Regions from separate parts of the Homo sapiens genome. Here region 2 is linked to region 1. Evidence: chromatin loops called from intact Hi-C (ENCODE). Cell type or tissue: GM12878. All regions are shown on one strand. Each heading gives the region's core, and the rest is flanking DNA. Links, peaks and the distances in the headings are about the cores only.

Region 1 (8,954 bases), core at 2,692-7,691:
GACTTCATGTCCAAAACACCAAAAGCAATGGCAACAAAAGCCAAAATTGACAAATGGGATCTAATTAAACTAAAGAGCTTCTGCACAGCAAAAGAAACTACCATCAGAGTGAACGGGCAACCTACAACATGGGAGAAAATTTTCTCAACCTACTCATCTGACAAAGGGCTAATATCCAGAATCTACAATGAACTCAAACAAATTTACAAGAAAAAAACAAACAACCCCATCAAAAAGTGGGCAAAGGACATGAACAGACACTTCTCAAAAGAAGACATTTATGCAGCCAACAGACACATGAAGAAATGCTCATCATCACTGGCCATCAGAGAAATGCAAATCAAAACCACTATGAGATATCATCTCACACCAGTTAGAATGGCAATCATTAAAAAGTCAGGAAACAACAGGTGCTGGAGAGGATGTGGAGAAATAGGAACACTTTTACACTGTTGGTGGGACTGTAAACTAGTTCAACCATTGTGGAAGTCAGTGTGGCGATTCCTCAGGGATCTAGAACTAGAAATACCATTTGACCCAGCCATCCCATTACTGGGTATATACCCAAATGACTATAAATCATGCTGCTATAAAGACACATGCACACGTATGTTTATTGCGGCATTATTCACAATAGCAAAGACTTGGAACCAACCCAAATGTCCAACAATGATAGACTGGATTAAGAAAATGTGGCACATATACACCATGGAATACTATGCAGCCATAAAAAATGATGAGTTCATGTCCTTTGTAGGGACATGGATGAGATTGGAAACCATCATTCTCAGTAAACTATCGCAAGAACAAAAAACCAAACACCGCATATTCTCACTCATAGGTGGGAATTGAACAATGAGATCACATGGACACAGGAAGGGGAATATCACACTCTGGGGATTGTGGTGGGGTCGGGGGAGGGGGGAGAGATAGCATTGGGAGATATACCTAATGCTAGATGACACGTTAGTGGGTACAGCGCACCAGCATGGCACATGTATACATATGTAACTAACCTGCACAATGTACACATGTACCCTAAAACTTAAAGTATAATAATAAAAAAAAAACATTATTCCAGCTAGGCATGGTGGTACACGTCTGTAGTCCCAGCTATTCAGGAGGCTGAGATAGGAGGATCACTTGTGCCCAGAAGGTCAAGGCTGCAGTGAACTGTTTGTGCCATAGCACTCCAGCTGGGGCAACAGAGCAATAACCTGTCTCAAAAAAAGGAAAAAAAACAGAAAAATTATTCCAAGAAGGAGTATAAAGCCTTCCCTAGACTTCTAAAGAGATCTGTAGCATAAAAAAAGATTCAAAACTCTTCTGTATCCAGTAGGATTTCTGAATCTGGAGGGATATATGCTGGGCCACACACAACCAATCAGCCACTTACTGTTGGCTACAAAGCGACCCATGAGGATTTAATTTTGGCCAGTCCAGCAAGCTGATTCCCTGATGTGCATATCCAGCCAAGCCTTTTTCACCCCACATATTGTCGGGACTGGTGCTTGGTTCTGGTTTGCATGTCCCCTTTACTACTGGCCTTGAACCCTCTATGGTGGGATCCAAGACGTGATGAGTGAAGAGCCTCAACTGCCCCCATGTTTGGCAGCAGAGAGAGAGAAGCTGTCTCCAACCACCCCCTCCAATTGGCCTGGGGTTCATCTTCAGATGGGCACTTGAGCCTCTCTTTTCCTCTGGAGCCACACCCCAGCTAGTTGAAGGGAGACAAAGTGGGTGAATCATACCTCTCTGGAGGCAGGGTAGCTCCATGCCACTTTCAAAACAAGACAAAACAAAATCCAATTTGAACTGGCATTTTTGGTTATTACTACCAGGCAGGGTGTGCTACTGGCATCTAGTGAGTAGAGACCAGTGATGTTGCTAAACATCCTACAAAGAGCACATACCCCCACAACAAAGAATTATCCAGCTCAAAATGTTAACAGTTCTAAGGCTAAAAGGGGTATCATTAGACCCTGTGACTGTGAAGTCCAGGGGTACAGACATTCACCCTGTTATCATCCTTCCAGCTCCATTTCTCATGTCTCAGGCTGCCTCCTCTTCCACCCCTCCCAGATGAAAAGTGGATGTTGTGGTCACATACCTTAACTTGACATACTATACTATCCAGAGGGAGAGAACGTCTCTATCCCAGCATTTCCACCAGAGTCCTGAGGTTCTCTCTGACTGGATCAGATCCACACGCCCTCCAGGAACAAATCTCTGTAGCTAGGGATATGGAATGCTTTGACTGGTTTGGACTTGGGCACATGTTTCCTCAAGAGCCACAGCTGAAATCCATTTACCTTGAAAATAGAAAATGAGAGCCATTCAGAGGGTCTGGAAAGGGGAGTGATAAATGCTGGAATGATAATCAACAAATACCAAATGCTCGTCTTTTCCCAATTCCCCTCTTGCTTTCTGGCCATTTTCCATGCAGTCCATCATCTTATCTTATCTTTTCTTTTCTTCTTTATTTTTTTTTCTTTTCTTTTCTTTTTCTTTCTTTCTTTCTTTTTTTTTTTTCAGACAAGGTCTCACTCTGTTGCCCAGGCTGGAGTGCAGTGGTGTGATCTTGGCAACCTCTGCCTCCTGGGTTCAAGTGATTCTCCTACCTCAGCCTCCAGAGTAGCTGGGATTATAGGCGTGTGCCACCACACCCAGCTAACTTTTGTATTTTTTGGTAGAGACGGGGGTTTCACTGTGTTGGCCAGGCTGGTCTCGAACTCCTGGCCTCAAGTGATCTGCCTGCCTTGGCCTCCCAATGTGTGGGAATTGCAGGTGTGACCCACTGCACCTGGCCCCACCATCTTCTCTAGTAACAAACTGGAATGCTTCAGCTATGACCTTTGTTTTTCTAATGCAAATTAGCTCAAACATGATGAGTAAGTTGGGAGAATGTTGTCAATATTTAGTGCCGGTTGGCCAGGTTCTGTTTTCTCTAGTACTTTAACATTTTGAAGTGATCTGGGGGCAAATTTTCTCAAAATTAGACAGCCTTAACAATATATGAAAATCTTAAGAAAAAGCTGACAATCCTATGCAGGTACCTTCCTTGAGTGCAAGCAGTGGTGGATTTGGTGGCTTCCACCTCATGGAGCTGTCTGGGAAAGCTGAAGATGAAGTTGAAGAATCTGCTTGGATTGGAGCAATGTGCTCGGCTTCCTCTCTGTACCTGGATCTACAACCTCACTGAGCTCACCTCCTGCTACTCTCCCATTCATCCATGCGGCCCCTGGCCTTCCTGCTGCCCGCTGCACATGCCAGCCAGTCCCTTTCATCTCAGGGCCTTTGCACCTGCTGCTGTTCCCTTTGCTGGCAATGTTTCTGGATACATGTCTCACTTCCCCATCTCCTCCAGGTCGTTGCTCAACTGTCGCCCTCTCCTTGAAGCTTTCTCTGACCACCTCCGATTAAAATCGCAACCCCACGTGGGCATTCCCTGTCTCCCTTCTCTGTATCATTGTTCTCTATAGCTCTTAACATTATATAACAAATCATACACATTTTTTTTTTACCTATTTCTTTGGTCTACTGTCTGTCTTTTATCCCCACTCTCTTTCAACTGTAACATTTGTGAGGGCAGGTATTTTTGTCTGTTGCATTCACTGTTGCATCTCTAGGTCCTAGGACAGGGCCTGGCATAGAGCTGAGCTAAGTAAGTATTAATGGCATGACCCAGTTAAATAAAAGTAGTGGGATCACCCAGAAGCTTCATTTTCCAGAGATGTGAGATCCAATCTGGTAGGCAGCCTCCTCTCGGGATTCTGGGCCAACCCATTGCATTTCTATAGAGCAATGGGCTGTTTTTTCATCTAGTTCCACGTGACAACCTCAGCTGGTCATTGTCCTTCTTCTTTTTGGTATAGATCTTACTTTTTTCAGAACAATTTGGGTTTACACACAACTTTCTGTATCTCCCTTTCTCTGTTTAAATAGACAAAGAAAAATACACTATGTTAGGGACTAATATCAGATTGATAGAAAAAAAAGACACCTGAATACATCTATGGAGAAATACAAATCCATATTTTATAAACAGATAAATACTTTGGGCTGGGCGCGGTGGCTCATACCTGCAATCCTAGCACTTTGGGAGGCCAAGGCGGGTGGATCACCTGAGGTCAGGAGTTCAAGACCAGCCTGGCCAACGTGGTGAAACCCCATCACTACTAAAAATACAAAAATTAACCAGGCGTGGTGGCAGGCGCCTGCAATCCCAGCTACTCAGGAGGCTGAGGCAGGAGAATCACTTGAACCTGAGGGGCGGGGGCTGCAGTGAGCCTAGATCATGCCACTTCACTCCAGCCTGGGTGAAAGAGCGAGACTCCATCTCAAATAATAATAATAAGAAGAAGAAGAAGAAGAAGAAGAATACTTCATAGAAGAAGCAGATTATCCTTACGTCTACAGCAGGAATGGAAGTTTCCTCACACTACTGTTAGATGTACAGACAAGCTGTAGCTCTTTTATTTTGCCTGTAACTTCTGTAGATTTCCTCATGTGTCCCTACTGGCTGGGTAGGGCTGGCGAAACTTGATTGATTTTAACCCTATAACTTTAGCTTAGTGCAATGATGAAAATATTCTCATTCAGTAAAATGGATAGGCTCTCAGGTCTTGCTTCTCCTTTTCTGTTTCTGCCCAACACAGCATCTGAGTAGAGCAGGGAAAGGGGGAACTTTATCTAGGAGTGACATTCAACATAATTAACTGATTTGACACAGACACAGACCCACTGGAGTGGATGCTAACAGCTAGCAATTAGTAGCCCTTCCAATGCAGACTGTGACTCTCAGCCCTGGCAAGGTGACCTCACAGCGGTGAAGTGAAGGGGAAGGGCTGTTTGTATTGGAGCAGTGTCTCTTGGCACCTCTGATCTCCACAACATTTCTTATCATCCTAGTTGCTGCTTATCCAGCTAGCTTTTGCAGGTGGAGCTGGTGACTGGTGTGGACTGGTCTTTCCTGACTTGGCTAGGGCACAGGAGTTCTCCCTGGCTGATTTGACCTCACCCCAGCTCTTGCTGGCACTGCAGGCTTATGGTGTAAGTTTAGACTCTGCCACAGTCTTCATTGGCCCCTCAGCCTGGGCTGCAGGTCACCTTGCTCTTGAAGGGTGAGTGCCATGTCATTTCTTTGGGAAATGATTCAACTCAGCTGCTTCCAGAGGACCATCTTGAGCACATGTGGGAGCTTCTGGGTCCTGTCCATACCACACAGGGACTGAGAATAGCTCAAAAAGCTAAAACTTTACAATTTTGCACTCCTGCCTCTACCCTCACTCCCCTGCTTAATCATGCTGTGCTGCAGAGTTTGTCCATGGCTGCTTTCCAGACAGTTCGTGGGGCAATTCCCTCCAGGAATCTGAACACAAGGCAGAATGCAAGCCTCCCTGCCCTTGCCAGTACCCTCTACCTGGCCCTCCTGCCCCTGCAGTATCTTTAACCCCTCTAATATCACTCTCCCTCTTCTGCCCGCAAACCACTGGGCTGGAGAATGTGAGTGTTTCACTTCCTCTTCCTGGTGTGGTTTTCACACACTAGAATGATCTGACAGCTTTTCAAAAATACCATTGCCCGTGTCTTACCTTCTCATCCTCCTTCATCTCCCCAGTTCTGATTTAACTGCTCTTGGGGGACCCAGGCATTGGTAGTTTTAAAACCAAGCACCCCAAGTGATTCCAATGGGCAGCCAGGGTTGAGCGTCGCTGTTCTAGGGCAGTTGTTATTAAACGTCCCTGCCTATTAAAATCTTGTGGGAGCTTTAAAAAATCCTGATGCCCAGGCTGCACCCCAGGCCAATTGAATCAAAATATCTAGGGAAGTCATTGGTATTTTTAAAGGGTCCTTGGGCTATTCCAATGGCAAATGTGAAAACTAGGGTCCTTCTAAGCCAGTTCTTCTCAAACTTTAATGCACTAATACATACAGTCACCTGGGGACCTGGTTAAAATGTAGATTCTGATTCAGGAGGTCTGTGGTGGAGCTTTAGATTTTGAATTTATAACAAGCTCTCAGATAATGACACAGGTGCTGGTCCTTGGACCATATCATTCTTCCCAGGGTGGCATTTGTCCCCCAACTCCCTTAACTAACAGGATTTCAGGAAGAGGAAAACTAGCTTGCGGGTAAATAGAAGACTTTCAAAAGGATTATACCCATAATATATGGCAACAGACAGCTTCCCAGTGGACACTGGGTTTATATTCCAAAAGTCACCTACAACTCTCTATTCTTCATGTTTTGGAAGGCTAAAATACTCAATTTTGAGGGCCCTCTCATAGCAAGCATACCACATGAGAAAGTTCCATGTAGTGAGATATAGCTAGAAGTGCCTGGGGAGGACTTCCTTTCCCAAATACAAAGCCCAGGTCTTAATAGAAGGAAAAAATTTTTTGTGTCTTCCTGCTTGGAATATGGCTTTGGGACCTGGAAGTAGAGCACCCATCTGTGACTCTGAGGAAACGGGCATGAAGATGAAGTCCTGGAGACAGGGTTGCCAAATAAAATATGAGACAACTGGTAAATTTGAATTTCAGATAAATAATGAATCATTTTTTAGTGTATGTGTTGTGGTCACCCTCTATATTGTCATCAACCCCAGAAATGGATGAACCCCTTACCCCAAATTTGGTTCAAAGATTGGGATTATTGATGCCATACCCCAAGAGGATATGAAAAGGTTTATGACTCAAATAATGAGGCTTTCTGAGGAGCACAGGGCAGGCTCCCAAGCAGGTCTGAAAATAGGTTGAGCAAGTGGGGAGGGCAGGCTGCCTTGGGGTTTTATGAAAGGGCTGAGGCCGGTGTGGTTTGAACTTCCAGCTGGCACGGAGGAAGGGAATTACTTTGACTTTCTTATCGTCTTGTCCAGGTGTAGGGAAGAAGGGGCAGGGGTGTGCTGGGGCTTGCAAGTTGTCAGCAAATATGGAAAACAAAGTCAGACTCTTTATTACCATAACTATGTTACAAATATTTTATGGGACATGCTTATACTAAATTTTTTCCATTCTTTATCTGAAATTCAGGTTTAACTGGATGTCCTAACCTGTGTTTTTATTTGCTAAATCTGGCAGCTCCACCTATGAAGTAGAAAAATAGAAGCCTGGTCCCTCCTAGTGATCTTCAGATGCTGCACTGATTCTGAGTTGCCCACTTCCAGACTTGTTATATGAGACAAGGCATTGGTGGTTTTAAAACCAAGCACCCCAGAAATCAGAGTGCTTTATTTAAGTCTTAAGAAATAGGACTTAAGTCTTATTCCTAAATGTTGCATTTCTGCTGACTCTTCTGATGGCAGCTAGTGGGCTATCCAATTCCACTTAGAAATCTTTATCAAGCCCTTAATTATACTGATGACTCTAATAGGAATGGCTATTGTGGATGCCAAGGACAGCACTCAAATGCAGCTTTGCTGCTTCCTAGCTTCCTAAGCTCTTCACCAACTTGTGCCTCCTCTTCTGTAAAATGGGCATGATAACCCATATTTCACAGAGTTGTTAGAATTAAATAAGATTGTGTGTATGAGATACTTAGAACAGTCTCAGTACTTGATAAGTCTTAGCTAATATGTACTTATTTATTTGAATTAGTTGAATTGCTTGCAGTAAAAATGTTATGGACTGAATGTGTCCCTTGTTTCACCCAACCAAATCCATTATATTGAGATCCTAAGCTCTAATTCGATGGTATTTAAGATGGGGCCTTTGGGAGGTGATTAGGATCAGATGAGGTCCTGAGGGTGGAAACTTCTTGATGGGATTAGTGCCCTGATAAGAAGAGATGTCAGAGGCTGTGCACAGTGTCTCACACCTGTAATCCCAGTACTTTGGGAGGCCGAGGTGGGTGGATCATGAGGTCAAGAGACTGAGACCAACCTAGCCAACGTGGTGAAACCCCATCTCTACTAAATGTACAAAAATTAGCTGGGTGTGATGGCGCAAGCCTGTAGTCCCAGCTACTCAGGAGGCTGAGGCAGGAGAATTGCTTGAACCCAGGAGGTGGAGGTTGCAGTGAGCTGAGATCACGCCACTGCACTCTGGCCTGGCGACAGAGTGAGACTCCGTCTCAAAAAAAAAAAAAAAAAAAGATGCCAGAGAGCTTGCTCTAGTCTCCTTCCCAGCTCCCCCACAGCAATAAGGCGGCTATCTGCAAGCCAAGAAGAGAGCCTCACCAGAACGGAAACTTGCAGGTGCCTAATCTTGGACTTCTAGCCCCCAGTGCTGTGGGAAATTTCTGTTGTTTAAGCTACCTAGTTTATGGTATTGTGTTAATGGCAGCTCAAGCTGACTAACGTAAAGATATTCTATGTCAATTTTCATGTAAATATCTTAGGTATGTTATTAATAACATTGTTGAATTCGCTATGTTTTTCAAGAAAGTATAACTATCATTGTTGGGGGAGGGTGGGAGCAGATTATGTACCTTATTTCAGAGATGGTCAAAATCTAAGAAATTGAGAACAACCACAACCACAGAATGTGTATATCATTATTTCAGCACTTTTTTTGAAAGGAACTCTGAAATTGGGATGTGACTTCTAATAGGCGAGGTCTTAGATTAGATCTGTGGTTTTCAACCCTAGTTGCATATTCAAATCATCTGGGGAGATTTTAACAAATATTGTTATCTTGATCCTACCCTCAGATGTTCTATTTAATTGGTCTGAGGTGGGGCCCAGGCATGAATCAGACAGACCTAAGGAATAGGTAAGTTAATTAATTAATTTGTTTGTTTGCTTGAGACAGAGTCTCACTCTGTCACCCAGGCTGGAGTGCAGTGGTGCAATCTTGGCTCACTGCAACCTCTGCCTCCCGGGTTCAAGTGATTCTCCTGCCTCAGCCTCCCAAGTAGCTGGGATTAAAGGCGCCTGCCACTATGCCCGGCTAATTTTTGTATTTTTAGTAGAGACAGGGTTTCGCCATGTTGGCCAGGCTGGTCTCGAACTC
Region 2 (8,954 bases), core at 3,955-8,954, 540 kb after region 1:
AGGAGGCTGAGGCACGAGAATCACTTGAACCCAGAAGTCGGAGGCTGCAGTGAGCCGGGATCACACTACTGCACTCCAGCCTGGGTAGAGTAATCAATCAATAAATAAATAATGTGAGATATTATTTATTAAATATAAAATAGTAAATATTTGAGTGGGACGGTCTTGAGCACAATAAAAAAATAGAAAAAAGCACAAGAGAAAATACTATTTTCTTTTTAAAAGTTCATAAAAATTTAGAAGAAATTCAGAGTTCATGTGGTATAAAAATTAATTAACAAAATAAAGATCAACCCTCTAGCCTTTTGTACATCCAAACATTAGATTTAAACAAGCCTCAAAATTGAGTAGAAAAGCCTATTTCTTTTCTCTTGTGACTAACTCTTCTATTTCTTCTTTTATGCTATTCAGAACCACCTTCTTCAGGAACTTCTTCCATTCTTCTACTTTATATATTCAAATACTTCTCCATGGGTCCCTAATTTTGGGCCATATGGTAAGTTCAAGACACCCTTTTCCTTAAAGGAGAAACAAAATCTTAATCCTGCCATTACATTTTGATAACATATTTTTCCATTGACCATGAAACTTCTCAAAAGAATAATCTATATATACTTCTTTTTTGTCACCTCCAAATCTTTTTACTCTGAAAATTTCTTTCTTAACCCTTTCTGCTACTCTGTGGCTTCAATTCTTTCCAGGTGGACCACATCTAAACCTATAGCTCTAACCTTGAACTCTGTTTCAGGTTTTTATTCCATTGGGTACACTAGATTCCAAACTCCATAAAAGAATGAAACACACATAGGGCTACATAGCCATTAATTCAACAAATTCAAATCTGTCCTTTAAACATAGCCACTATTTAATAAATGCATATGGAACATATATAGAATGAATGATGAGAATGAATGTATGTGGAATGACTAAAGAATATGGAGAATCTCTTTACTTGCATTGGCGTCTTGAATACATTTACAAAAACAAAATACTCTTCCAGCCAAGGTTCTTTTTACTCTTGTTTTTCATTTTTCTGTTAGTACTTCTGGTCATCACAGCTCAACATGTTCACATCATCTTTTTTACTCCTTTCACTGAATGTCTTACACTAAATCCACAGTATCTGTAAGAGATCACCCTTCTTTTCATTCCCACATTGTTCCAAGGTCAGGTCTCCATTACAATTCACTGGGATATATACAATGTCTTCCTAAATGTTTTCTCTGCCATCATCTCTAAGTCTTTTCATCTACCCACCACACTGCTTCCATAGTGAAATACTGACGTAAGCATGGTAATTGTGCCTGCAGACTTGGCCCTCAACTCTTTATCCTGATAGCAAGACCTCTTTCCTGGGTCACATCTATCTTTCTGACTTTACTTCCTGTTGCTCCTCAGCACAGATGTTACATGTAAGTCAGAGAACACTATTTCCCAGGCTTCAAGCAAGCCTTTTATGCTACTGCCTTTATGCCATTATTCATACTCCTTCCTCCATCTGAAATATGCTTTGCTCACACCTCTGCTTTGAATATCTCACCCACCCTCTGTTATTAAGTCAAATGTCACTTCCCCTTCTATTGCTCCAGTTACCATTATTATTTCTCTTTTTGAGGCTTTCATTCTATTTGACAGCCCTTTATAACACTCATTGCATTCCCTATGTCTTTTTGTTTTATATATGTATATATTGTGTTTCCCTAGCACAACTGCAAACTCCACAAGGAGAGGAGTGGCACTCACACTTCCATTTCCTTCAGTGCCTAAACTCACAGGAGATTGTCCATGAATGAGATATTAAGTTGAATTAGGTCACTGTTTCACCTAAACATCTGACATCTGCACTGGCTTCAGAGCTCTATTTCCTCCTATTATCAGTAAGAAAAATTTGAAATTAAAATGCGCGTGGTTTCATGGAAAGAACACTAAAGCAAGAGTAAGAAGACCCCCAGAGGCAGCCCCTGGTCTGCTACTTGACATTGGCATGACATTGGCTAAACCACAGTCAAGTCATTTCCTAACCTATAATATGTGAATTACAATATCTTTTCTGGTAAAGAGAAAACACCTTTCCAATTGGAAAGTGCTACGTGAATGGGAGGAGTCATCATTCCACAACAGATTTGTATCAAAATTGTCAAGGATGATGTCACATGTCTTAGGTTTAAGTAATATACAGGGTTATGAAAATGAAAAATATGTTATATATCAACTAGAATGATATTCTAAGGTTTTCTTCAAAAATAAAACAGTACCTGTGAAATTGTTCAAATAAATTTCTTGGCACAAAATTCAGAAGTGTGTACTTTGTTGTTCGTATTCGATTGTTCACATAGGCTCCGGAGAACTTCTCATACTCATCCTTGAAGGGCTGGATGTGGGGAACAACAATCCGGTGCCTTCCTGACAGTTTAGGGGTCTGAGAGGACTTGCGCCCACAGGCGAGCAACGAGGAATAGTTGTATGGCCCTGAATCATCATCCCTGGTTGCACCTCTGATCAGCCGTCGCCAGTGATATCTGGCCCATTGGAGAGCCTCAGTCATATCCAAACTGTGGTAAGATCCAGGTTGTGTAGCTGACCTGGCAAACAAACAAAAACCACACTTCCATGAGCTTCTGAAACGTCTCAAAGATAGTGAAATTTTAATATTTTTTCTATACCAAATAAATATATGACCCAATGGTTCAACATGTAAGGGAGAAAGTAAAAGTAGTCTTTAGAACTCCATTTTAACCAAATAAAGCATACATCTTCTGCCTCATGGGCTAAGCATCTGATCATGTTGCTTAACAAGAGACAGCACCTAAAAGGCCATTCCATAACTTGAAGCAAACAATTTGGGCTTAATTTGTGCAAGTCTCTTAACTTCTCTGATCATCAGTTTTATCATCTTTGCAATGGGCATAATGCCAGGCATGTCAGGAAATTGTTTTGAGGACTAAATGAATAACAGGTAAGTCACATAGCATAAAGTCTGATAAATCATAGGACATCAAAAAAACCCATTCTATGTGGATTACAAAAATGCCCACAAATTCTTCCTATCTCTGCAAGCATAACTCTCTGCCAATCAAGAGGTAGAGTCTTTCTCTACCTGTGGTGTCTGGGCTTGGCCATGTGCCTTGCTTCAGCTAATGTAACACTAGTAAACAAGACAGCAAATAGAGGCTTGAAAAGTGCTTGTTCACTGGAGCTTATTCTCTCTCACTGTTCTAGGAACCACTGTAGCCCACACCACATGCCTCAGTTGCCCCATTTACCACCATAGCCTCTATAAATACATAAATAACACCACTGACTGCCAACTGACCACTAACAAGCGAGTGTGCCCAGAAGGCACAAATTAGAATAAAGATGTCTCAGCTGAGCTCAGCCCGACTTGCCCACCCATCAAATTATGAATCAATAAATGTTATGTCATTAAGTTTTGGGGTGCTTTGCTACAAAACAAAATCAAACTGATAACATATTCCCTTATTTTCCTTATTTCTAAGGTTTCCTTATTTTCCAAGAAATGCAGCCCTACCTGGAGTTTGTTAATCAAAACAAAATGTGAGTTTGTTAATCAAAACAAAAATAGGAAAGAAAGGGGTTCAAGCAATTCTCATGCCTCAGCCTCCTGAATAGCTGGGATTACAGGCAGACAATCACTTTTGATGGGAAGAACAACAGCCTCTGAGTATATGTAGTTGTGCCTGGATATTGGACCCACAATAGATAGCCCGTCTTATCATGAGAGAAAATATTCATGTCAGCCTCATCGGTTTTATACTAATAATAGGAACAAGAAAAAAAAACAGTTCTTTTGGATTTTGGCCTCTAAAATATTTATTTATAGATAACTAAATCAATGAAGATTGACTGGCCAAAATAACATTTACTATCTCTTCAATATAATTTTTTAAAAGTCTGCCTCCGAAGTATATTTGAAAAGCTGGTTTTTACTTCACCAAGCATACAAAAGTGGCTTGGTTCTTTTAACTGGCTGCTCACAATGGCAGCTTGAGTTATTAATGTAGTTCATAACATATCTAGAACTCTCCCCCAGAATAAGAACATAAGATAGTGCTTTATAAGTGAATCAATAGATAACAGAAAATACTGAACATAAATACTAAGTGCTTTTCATTAGTTTCACATAATGCACATTAGGTTACCATTATGACAAATGTGACTTTTTTTAAAAGGTTGAAATCAGCACAATTTGATTTATTTCTGGAAACTTTAAAAGGAAGCATTCACTTGCCATTAAATTCTTACTAAGACATAAGAATGTTTATCCCTCTAGTGTCCACAATCTCATACAACAATCTAAATCTCACTTCCCTTTTTAAATTCTGAAATACAATTTCTTGAGAGTCCAAACAGGACTAACTAAACAAACATGAAACAAATACAGGAGGTGTTAACTTCTGCTAATTTGTGGTGTGTCTGACTAATAACCTCACGCTAGCAAACATACTTACTGGTTCACAGAAACAATCAGCTTTTTATTCCACAACCCAGACAAGAACTACATCTTTCCCCAAGTCACTCAGTTCCTAAGAAACAAGCCCATAACGACTGCAAAACATTTCATTGCAAAAGTATTTCTAGGTCTCCTTCTCTTTAGGACTTTTCAATATCTTTAAATGTACATGAGATTCTCTATTTACTCCCACATTGCCTTTCTCCTTTATTCCTTCTTTTCATTTTCAAGGAATTTTGGTGAAGATAGAATTAGGGCTGGCTCACTGCCCTCCATGGCCCCCTTCTAGAGCCTACAAGAGTCTCTCTCCTACTCTCCAAGGCTGGGCAGCTCATCATTTTGTAAGAACTCTCTCTTCAGCACTGTCATTCTCCTGAAAAGTGACCCTTGGATCAGAGGACAGATTTAAGCTAGACAGAGAAGTGCTTTGAAATGACTGAGGAGAAAAGCCTAGGCTTGGAGGTAATTAACATATGATGAAAATCCTTTCAAATTGCTAGTTTAAAATTTAAACTCTTATACTAGGCAGGAATGACCAAGGATCTATTTAGTCATCCTAGATCAGAGGCTTTTGAAATGCGTTAACTGCTCTCCCAGTAAGAAATACATTCTATGATGCAAAGTAGAATTTACACACACACACACACACACACACACACACACACACACACCCCTGAAACAAAAGTTCTATGAAATATTTCTTACCCTTACCACCTGCAATGCATACAGGGATCTTCTTTCTTCTCTCTCTCATATTAGTACTAGTTAGGATGCATTGAATTAGTTTCAAGATCCACTAATGTTAGTGTACATGTTGGTAAAAAGATACTGATAGTGTGTGGCTTCACACAAAGCTGAAATTATACATGGAAATGGATAGATCCATGTTCCTAAATAGATCCACAACCCCAAATGCAGAAAACAGACTATTACAGAATACAAAATTTCAGCTACAAAGGAGTAATAAGTTGAAGAGATCTATTGTATATTACGATGACTATGGTTAATACAGTAACAATATGTTGTACACTTGAAAATTGTTAAGAGAGTAGACCTAAAGTGTTCTCACCACAATAAAAAGTATGTGAGGTAATACATATGTTAATTACCTTGAGCTAGCCATTCCACAATACATCCACATATCAAAACATCACATTCTTCACCATAAATACATACAATTTGTATTTGTCAATTCAAAAGTTTTTAAAACAAAATTTTCCCCTTACAACCCTTTCTCCCTCAGTCAATAATGTTATACACAGAAAGCTTTTCCTATAGAAATAGGTATTTGTTCTACAGAGAGCTAAAGATAAAATATTTATAAAGATCTTTTAAATTATTTTATTTCAGTGGATGTTTTTGTAAACGAATAAAAAGAAATAATATTTTCAATGTTTGAAAATATCAGATTTAAAAAAGAAGAAGAAAACAGAATCTTATGGTAGAAAATTACTGAAAGACAGCAGTTGGACAAGAAGGCTCAGGGGAGGGCAGCACTGTGCCCACAGTAGTCAGGAAAGAGCCTTTCACTCTTTCTCTGTCACTTCCAACAAAGTTAAAAGTATGTTAGTACTTGGAGAAGCCTCTGTTATTAATAAAGCTCCACATAAATATTGAGGAAAATTTCTTTAAGATATGATAGGAAAGCAAATCAGTAAGTCATACCTCATCAAGCGTTATCACAAATCATAATATCTTAAGGCTTAGACTTCAGAGATGATTTAACACAGTGGTCACAAACCATTAGTCCTACAGCAAAATTCTACCCAATGACTTATTTTGTATCAGAGTGTCGGCAAGCACATGGTTTTGTTTTATAAACATAAATACATGTATACACACACACATATAAAAGCAAGATTTTAAAATAGAGATAAATTCACATAAAATATTGATAATTGGTTTTTCTTAAAAGAATCAAGGGAATGGTGGGCACACATCTTCATATGGTAACAGAGGTTACTATGGACCTTGACTCCAACCCTGCATTTTGCAGTTCACCCGTTTTAAATGAAGGAATGAGCACTTTGCTCACCACTTTTTGACAAATCACATTTCTTCTACTCTGTAAGTCCAGGCTCAAATATTAGCTGTACTACTTAGTAGCTACTCAGTCTTCTAACAAATAAAATGAAACACGATTAATAGTCAAGGGACATGCTATAAATAAACAATGCTCATCCTCTTCCCCACTCTCCTGTTTAAGTGTTTCTCAAGCCACAGATAAGTCAAGGGTGGGAATCTTATACATTGGGCTTAGGTCCAAAGCTTTCAATTTAAAGTTGTCCAAGTAAATGCTCAGTTCAATGTACCTATTAATGCCTGAGAAGTAGCAGCATTAGGTAGGATACAAACAGAAAACCGAACAATCAAAAAGACAGGCATGACATAAAGTGACCTTCATACTACCTAATCTCATTCTTCACCATTCTCTCCAAAACTCATCCCAACAATGTTCATGAACGAACTGTATTCCACTTGTCCTCTGTTGCCCAAGACCCCCTGATAAGAATCACTTGGGGCCCCTGTTAGTCACAGTCTCCAAAGCCTCTCCCCTGGAGATTCTGATTTAGAGGATCTGGAATGGGGTCTATGAATATGTAATTTAGTTAGTACTCCCAATGAGTTAAGGAGGTTGCAAAGCATAGTGTACACTTTGCACCTCTCCAAATGCTGCCCTCTCTTTCTGGAGGGCTGGTTAACCATATCACCCACTCACCACACCAGCCTCTATTCATCCTTGAGACTGTTTTAGCTTGACCACGGAATGAGGGAGATTGGGAGGGATCCACACAACAGACACCATAAGGTGTTCTCTGCTCTGCTCCCATTAGAACCCTGAGCATGGCTCATATGCACTTGCCATAGTGTGTTACAGATGGCTTTATTCTTCAAAGTCGGGAACATACCTAATTCCTCTCTATGCATCTGTCCAGTGCTTGGCCAAAGTTAGATGATATATAAATGTCTGTTGATCACTGAATTTTATAGAAAAGAACATAAAGACATCCCATTTCCTTTTGCATGGCTCAATCTGGCTTTTCTGCCATTAGAAGTAGGAGTGTAAGATCTAATTTTGAGAAAACAGAAGCATTCACTTTTAGCTTGTGATTGTATCATTCACCTTTATTAAGAGCAGGAATCTGCTTCTCCAGGCCTGAAAGACTCTTTCAAGAGGGCATTATTTTCTCTTCTAGTGTATTTCTAAAACCTGTAAGCAGCATAGAGTGATAAAGAGCACAGGTTCTGGAGCCAGAGGCCAATGTCAATTTCTGGCACCCCAATTTGCCAGCTTTACTTGCTCAAAGGGTTGCTATGAGGATTCAATGAGTTAATATATAAAAAGCACTTAGCACTTGTTTGACCCATAGTAAGTCCTAAGTAAGGGTTAACTACCATTGTGACTTTTTACAAAGTGTTCTCTCTATAATATTTATTCATAAATATTAGCTGAGAATTTGTGTGCACAGTATTGATACTAACAACTGTATCAATTATTCATCTATGTTTAATTTCTTAAACTGCACCTCATACTGCACCACCTGGTCACACTCTGCTTTAGTAAGTCTGCTCTTCATTTAATGGGGGAGGCTTCTAGGCAACTAACTAACTGAGGATAGCAATATTCTCTTCTCAACTGTTACTAAGAGAAAGTCCAGCAATCTAGTAGACAAAAGCTCTAATAAAGAACATGATGGGCAGCATTTTTAGAAACATCATTCATAATTCTAAGATTTAGCTCATTCCTCAAAGAGATAATTTTTCAGAGTTTTCTGCTAATAAACCAACTGGTCTCATGTTTTTTTGACCTGATGCTCTGCCAACCATAGGAACCCTGTCTTGAGAATTAACAAAAACAAACTTTGTAAAACCACATAGACAACCAGGTGCTTGAAGTTCAATGATGATCACATAACCCAAGAAAGAATGTTTTAGATCTAGATACTCTACTATCCTCAGTAATCTGCTGTCCTTAGAGGTATTGATTTACAATCTTAAAAAATTAAGTTAAAGTTTTGGAAGGAAAATGTATTACTTTTATGTAATACTCTGGAATACTCTAGTGCTTCTGTAAAGCAGGCCTGCATGATGCTAGATATTAATTTTCCCATCCAATATTTCATTTACTCACAGATTATAAAACCTGTAATTAAAGTTCTAAAATCTACAAGCTTTCAATTTTAGGTATGAAATCAGCTAAGATCAGAATTGAAGAAACATAAATCAAGCATTGCTTGGTAAGTACTAACACTTTAATAATAATTACTGTTTACAAAATACTTCCACATGCCATTTAATTTAGTTTTCACTTGATGTGGAATTTCATTTCATTTTTCAGAGAAAAAAGTAAAGTTCAAAGAATGTTTTAAAATTTTCTCAACATGTCCAATCATTGGCTCCAACTATATAATGCGATTAATATATAAAATTTTAAATAATCAAATATTCTCATGTAAAATTACATTATTTCTAATTATAGTAT

What was found. A loop is a pair of places that touch in the nucleus more often than their neighbours do. Peaks named below come from ENCODE experiments on the same cell type or tissue, not always from the same donor. Only the 100,000 strongest peaks of a DNase experiment are listed, where the experiment ranks them.
Region 2: a loop joins it to region 1, with 3 times the contacts of the local background. A loop is called at or near these places in 1 of 110 quality-filtered maps.

Annotation. Positions count from the first base shown.
Region 1 is chr4:48,044,071-48,053,024 of GRCh38, reverse strand. No RefSeq gene overlaps it. Among named protein-coding and RNA genes, the nearest start is that of NIPAL1, 32 kb to the right of the region's middle. RefSeq lists an enhancer at 5,193-5,392. In GM12878, for the core only: no CTCF peak of the experiment used is centred there; a DNase peak (open chromatin) is centred at 5,524; H3K4me3 peaks cover 852 bases; H3K27ac peaks cover 2,968 bases.
Region 2 is chr4:47,506,132-47,515,085 of GRCh38, reverse strand. It overlaps ATP10D (ATPase phospholipid transporting 10D (putative)), which reads right to left. Exons shown (of 23, transcript NM_020453.4): 2 at 2,256-2,582. The coding sequence starts at 2,545. Among named protein-coding and RNA genes, the nearest start is that of ATP10D, 25 kb to the right of the region's middle. In GM12878, for the core only: a CTCF peak has its summit at 5,967; a DNase peak (open chromatin) is centred at 4,415; H3K4me3 peaks cover 534 bases; H3K27ac peaks cover 1,034 bases.